2 separate regions of the Homo sapiens genome follow, and region 1 is linked to region 2. Evidence: read pairs that join two places in POLR2A ChIA-PET (ENCODE). Cell type or tissue: PC-9. All regions are shown on one strand. Links, peaks and the distances in the headings refer to the core of each region. The heading gives the core; the rest is flanking DNA. Region 1 overlaps ADAMTS6 (ADAM metallopeptidase with thrombospondin type 1 motif 6). Region 2 overlaps ADAMTS6 (ADAM metallopeptidase with thrombospondin type 1 motif 6).

Evidence for each region. Peaks named below come from ENCODE experiments on the same cell type or tissue, not always from the same donor. Only the 100,000 strongest peaks of a DNase experiment are listed, where the experiment ranks them.
Region 1: POLR2A ChIA-PET joins it to region 2 with 8 read pairs; 2 of 35 experiments call an interaction of 5 or more read pairs at or near these places.

The regions. Positions count from the first base shown.
Region 1 is chr5:65,451,373-65,454,304 of GRCh38, reverse strand. ADAMTS6 (ADAM metallopeptidase with thrombospondin type 1 motif 6) reads left to right here. Exons shown (of 25, transcript NM_197941.4): 5 at 1,387-1,598; 6 at 2,089-2,172; 7 at 2,685-2,830. Among named protein-coding and RNA genes, the nearest start is that of ADAMTS6, 29 kb to the left of the region's middle. In PC-9, for the core only: no CTCF peak of the experiment used is centred there; no DNase peak of the experiment used is centred there.
Region 2 is chr5:65,197,307-65,200,238 of GRCh38, reverse strand. The region is part of intron 20 of ADAMTS6 (ADAM metallopeptidase with thrombospondin type 1 motif 6); the gene reads left to right. Among named protein-coding and RNA genes, the nearest start is that of ADAMTS6, 280 kb to the left of the region's middle. In PC-9, for the core only: no CTCF peak of the experiment used is centred there; a DNase peak (open chromatin) is centred at 1,298; H3K27ac peaks cover 814 bases.

The DNA.
Region 1 (2,932 bases), core at 128-2,627, 250 kb before region 2:
CCTACTGACTTAGCACATTTCTTGCTGCTGTAACAGAATACCTGAGACTGGATAATTTAAGAACAATGAAAGTTTACTTAGCATATGGTTCTGGATGCTGGGAAGTCCAAGAGCATGGCACCAGCATCTGGTGAGGGTCGTCTCATGGAGGAAGGCAAGAGGAGGAAGTGAGTGCACACAACAGAGAGAGGAAGTTGGGCCTGAACTCATTATTTTTATCAGGAACCCACTCCCACAATAACCAACCCATTCCTACAACAATGGTTTTCATTCCTTCATGAGGGTGGAGACTTCAAGTTTTAATCACCTCTTAAAGGCCCCAGCTGTTAATACTGTTTCAATGGCAATTAAGTTTCAACATGAGTTTTGGAGGAGATATTCAAACCATAGCACCTACCAATGCAATTTGTAAAACAGAAAGGCTAAAGAAGTTAGAAAAATGAGAATAGTTACACTTTCTGTCAAGTGTATCATATATTAATCTAATTATTCCTCACTAAATTTTTTAATAAGTGGGGGTGAGAAAGATTTCCTGTTCAATATAAGGATGTGGAAGTGAGATATACAGAGAACCTCTACATGCTCAAGTTTATTTAATGAAGATGATAATCAGTGAGGCAGGTGTTTACAAATGCCATAGTGCTAAAAGGCTGCTTCTATACTGAAGAACCAAATGTCTAGAAAACAAAGGATACATTGCAATCCATGCTAAATATGGTTCAAAGCAAATTATGCTGGAATCGTGATCTTTCAACTATAATTGAATGTCTCTTACCTCTAGGCTTTGGAAAAGAAATATTTTGAGTACTCTGTCAGAATAAAGAGTTGTAGACTGCCAACCTAAGTGAAAAAAGTAATTCGTTGCCTTTTAGAATTGAGATTTCTAGAGCAGTAGAATTGATTCTAATTAAAATAGCTTGATGAAAGCATCTTATTTTAAAATGAATAATCAAAAGTATCTTTGGAATAGATTTTTGCAAAATCAGGGCTATCAGAGCTGTCTTAGACTGATTGAAAAGTTCATACTCTAGATGCTTTTTAAATAACTTTAAATGGCTCTTTAAAGTATATATCCTAAATTTAAATGTATTAAGATGTAATTACTGGAATAATATGAAATGACTATTTGAAAATTATTTTTATTAATTAATTCATTTCTTAGATTTGTTTTGTTTTCATGAGCAGTTGAATGTTTAATTTTTTCAGATAACGTGATTATTTTCAAAAATTTACAGACTTTTTTCTCACTACTGCATTTTCTCATTCTCTTCTCTTTGAAAAATCTTAATATATTAGAGAATTTGTGAGAAGCATGTCTACATGAAAGATCTATAAATAAATATTTTTAATTAGTGAACCTATCTGAATTGGCTGCTTTTATTGTAGATTTCACAAGAAGTGGCAAACCTTGGTGGCTGAATGACACATCCACTGTTTCTTATTCACTACCAATTAACAACACACATATCCACCACAGACAGAAGAGATCAGTGAGCATTGAACGGTTTGTGGAGACATTGGTAGTGGCAGACAAAATGATGGTGGGCTACCATGGCCGCAAAGACATTGAACATTACATTTTGAGTGTGATGAATATTGTAAGTTTGATCCCTCTATATAATATTTTACTTCATATTTGTTGTGTTTTTGACTAAGGTCATAAATTTTTGCTGTGAAGTAAATAATGATAAGAATTTACCTGTCTAAAATGGTAAAAAATTGGTCTAGTAATGTTTCAGTTCCATAAAAATACATTTAAAGATGACCTTATCATTCATTTTTAGATAATATGACAGTTTTAGTGGATTGTTAAATCTTGTTTAAGGGTTTTTTTTTTTTTTTAACTTGAAACATCAGCTCACCCTCTAATTTCCATGCTGTAGTTCATGTCTAGGAGGAAATATTTATTGAGGTAGACTTGTATAAAAACCTTTTACCAAGGCACCTTGAAGGTAGAGTTCTAAGTGATATGGGGTAATGTATACAATGGCTAAATTTATAAAAAATTGTTTTAGCACTTAAAAAACCAAACTATCACCCTATAATTTTTGTCTGACTTTGTGTCTTTTCTTATTTTCTGGAGGTCAGGTTGCCAAACTTTACCGTGATTCCAGCCTAGGAAACGTTGTGAATATTATAGTGGCCCGCTTAATTGTTCTCACAGAAGATCAGGTAAGAATGAGTTAGTTTATATATCTAAGATTGTTAACAGAAGGCTATAGAGCTATAGAATTACTTATTATTAAATAATATGTTTTATTATTGCTTCTATTAGGAAATTCTAGTTGGATATGATTTTTAGCTCTACACATTTAATATCTTAAGCAAATTTTAAATACATTACAAGAATATACCTTTTATGTTAAAGCTATATAGATTAGCTATGTTTCAGTATAAGGGTGAACATTTGCATGGCATATCTTATAATAATGATTTTCATTAGTTTTTGTGTTGATAATCTCACATATGTTCACATTATCATTAAAGCTGGAACTGGAAAAAAATACCAGTTCAATAATATACCAAATGAGCTCTAGGTCAGATATTACAGAGATAAAAATTGGCAAGAGATTATTCCTAGAAACACTGCTTCTAATTATAGTCCCACTTCAGTCTTCAAAAGTTTTAACAACTGACCTTAGTAATTTGTTTGGAACATTTCTGGTATGCATGTTGTATTGCAGCCAAACTTGGAGATAAACCACCATGCAGACAAGTCCCTCGATAGCTTCTGTAAATGGCAGAAATCCATTCTCTCCCACCAAAGTGATGGAAACACCATTCCAGAAAATGGGATTGCCCACCACGATAATGCAGTTCTTATTACTAGGTATGGTTTGTTGCAAGTATTTTTCCATTGATTGTTGTGTTTATTCACTATTGTAATAAATTTGGTTCTATGTAAAGCCTCATTCAGATAATGAGTATAGAG
Region 2 (2,932 bases), core at 168-2,667:
GTTATCCTGTTGCTACTGACTTAAAAAGAAAAAAAAATCTGTAAACCTGCCAAGTGTGGGAGTAATAGTTGGAAGGAGCTTTGTATGCTGTTGGAGGAAGATAGTACAGTGTTGTAGGAAGATTTGGAATAGATTACTGATATAGTCAATTCTTGAGTGTGAAATACCACACTGTCTAATATAACATTCTAGAAGAAAATTAATAAAAGACAAATGTAAGGAAAACATGCATCTTCATAAAATATAGAGCAATTTCAGCTGTCTATTCAAGGACTTTAATTTTTACTTCATAAAAAATAGCATTCTGAAATCATGAAGCTAAAATGAACACCTAAGTACTCTTGATTCCCAGTTTTTAAGAAGTATGGAAGGAAGGCATGATCAAAATTAAGTCAATTCATAATTCTTAGCACTTAGCCCAATATCTCCCAAGAGATACTGTGTTTATATCTCATAAACACAATGCTTTGGTTTAGTAACTATCTCTGTTGAATGAATGAATGAATGAGTAAATGAATGAATGACCTGCCAACTACATTTAGCTGACAGTTTTAGTTTGGGTATACATGTAATTTTTAAACTAATTACTGGATCCCACTAAAGAGCAAAATAGCCCTGAAATTAAAGGGGTCTGAAACAAAATATTGGACTATGGGTCAGTTTTATTTCTTCCTTGTGGTTTTGTGTAATTTTCCAAATTTTTGATAACAAATATTATGTACCAAATTTTTTTCAAGATACATACATTGTTAGAATTTATCATAAAATGAAATATAAATCACAGCTCTACTAACTCATATCTCATCTATGATTCAAATTGCAGAGGCCCTGCTTTTGCAATAAAGGCTACTTTTGAAAACAAATGTAATTATAGCCAAACAACATTTCTAGGGTTAAGTTAGAGAAAGAAGAATTTTATCTTGACTTAATTCAGTTTCTACAAGTCAAGGAAACTGAATTAATGTTTCTGCCACTGAAACAAAACCAGATCAGTTGTATTTTGTAGTGTTGAGAATGTTTATTCCTTCCTGAGAAATAACCAAGATATGTTTTGGATGCCAGTGTTCTTGTTTCAAGTATAGTCATGTTTGAATGACTTAAAAAAAAATAATCACACTAACCAATAAAAAAAAATCCCCTGCTGTCCCTGATAGAGGCAAAATATTGAACCAGGATGGATGGATAATCTGAGCCACTGTTGGAGTTGGTAGTTGACTCCTATGACTAATGGTAGAGGTATCTGTCTAGGTGGACCACATGGACCTAGTTATCTGCCCACTGGAATGACACAATGGGGAGATATCCGATGAATATCATGGAACATCTGTGAATGGATCACAACTATGCCTGATGTGAATCATTCTTCCCTCAAAAATTCTAAAGTTTAATAGTTAAAAAATTCCAAACTGTTGTCGTCACATAAACTTCATTGTTTGGCTTATTTTAGGGGTTGGGAGGGAAGGAATACAATACATACTCTAGGACATTTTGCCAGTAAGTTGTTTGACTATGTTTAAGACCCCTAAGTTTAGGAAAACATAAAAAATGGTTGCAGAAGGTGATCAGCAAGAGCCCTGGGTCAGTGCAAGCAATAAAAAAGACTAACTGCTCACCACTGTCATGGAAGCTACAGGATTTAAGTGTCATGAGCTTGGTGGATTTAATAGTTTGCCCTGTCAGTCTTTAAATTTAAAGGGCTTAGTTAAAGGTAGGTGTGCATAACATGATAACGGAGGCACTCCCACCTGCAGAATTTCTATGATTTAGGGGAACTTGGGGGAAGCATTTGGTGTGTAGCTCTTTAGGTGACAGTTTCTTTCACTGAATGATCCTGTTTCACATATATTTCCCTAATTTGTGATCACACTGTTTTTTTAGGGCATTATTACTTGAAACAACTGGGAAAAAAAAAAGAAAAACAACTGAAGGATTGTGTGGGATTAGCTAGGTGTGAAGCTGTGGTTTCCTGGATACTGCTAATGCTGCTTTTACAACTCTTTCTGGGTAATTTAGCCTACCTGTTTATAGAGATGGGGTGGGTGAGTGGGGGAATAGCTTAGTGTGTGCTTTTATTTCTATTGCCAGGAGTAACCTGTTACCGCTATATGATCTGAAACATTTAGCATTGTCTTGTAGTTTGACGTGTTTCTCTTTGATATCTTGATATACCTGTCTGCTTCTTTTGTTTCCTTGACACTAAAGAGAAAATGAGTATACATAAAATCTGTTCATCAGGAACATTTACAAATACGAGTGTGTGTTTGTGTGTGTCTTTATATTTTGTGAAATGTGAGCAAGTTATGGTGAATATCTTTGCCAATAATTGACATATATTTAATATTTTATAAACTGTATGAGAATATTTTTAGCTGTGGTAAACATATCACATAGACTAATTTTTTAAAATGAGATAAATTAATATTTGAATGAACTGTGTATGTATGTATTTGACAGTGGTATAATCAACAGGGGTCAACTCTGTTCGAATAAACAGACTAGTTGGTTACAGTCCAAAAGAGGCCCACTGCAATCTCTAATTTCTAAACAATGAATGGGCTTTTAGAGAGATAAATATATAAACGGAAGAAAAAATGAAATGTGTGGATGTGATGTATTCCTAACAAAAACTAAATAGATGGGATTTGTTCTACAAAATATCAAAAAGTAAATTTGTCCCTATTGTTCTATTTTTAAATAAATATACAATCATTGTTTTGCATTGAAATGCATATTTGTACATTTTATTTGATAATATTATTTTGGGAAATTGTAATCTGTTGTTTTGTTTGTTTGTTAAGGGAAGCACGAAGAAGAATTTACAAATGTGAATAAAATTGTTTAAGATTACCAATAGTTTCTTTTCTGGACTTGAAATAGTTACGTTTCTAAATATGAGAAAAATAACTTTGCCTAAAATTTCAGTATAATGACC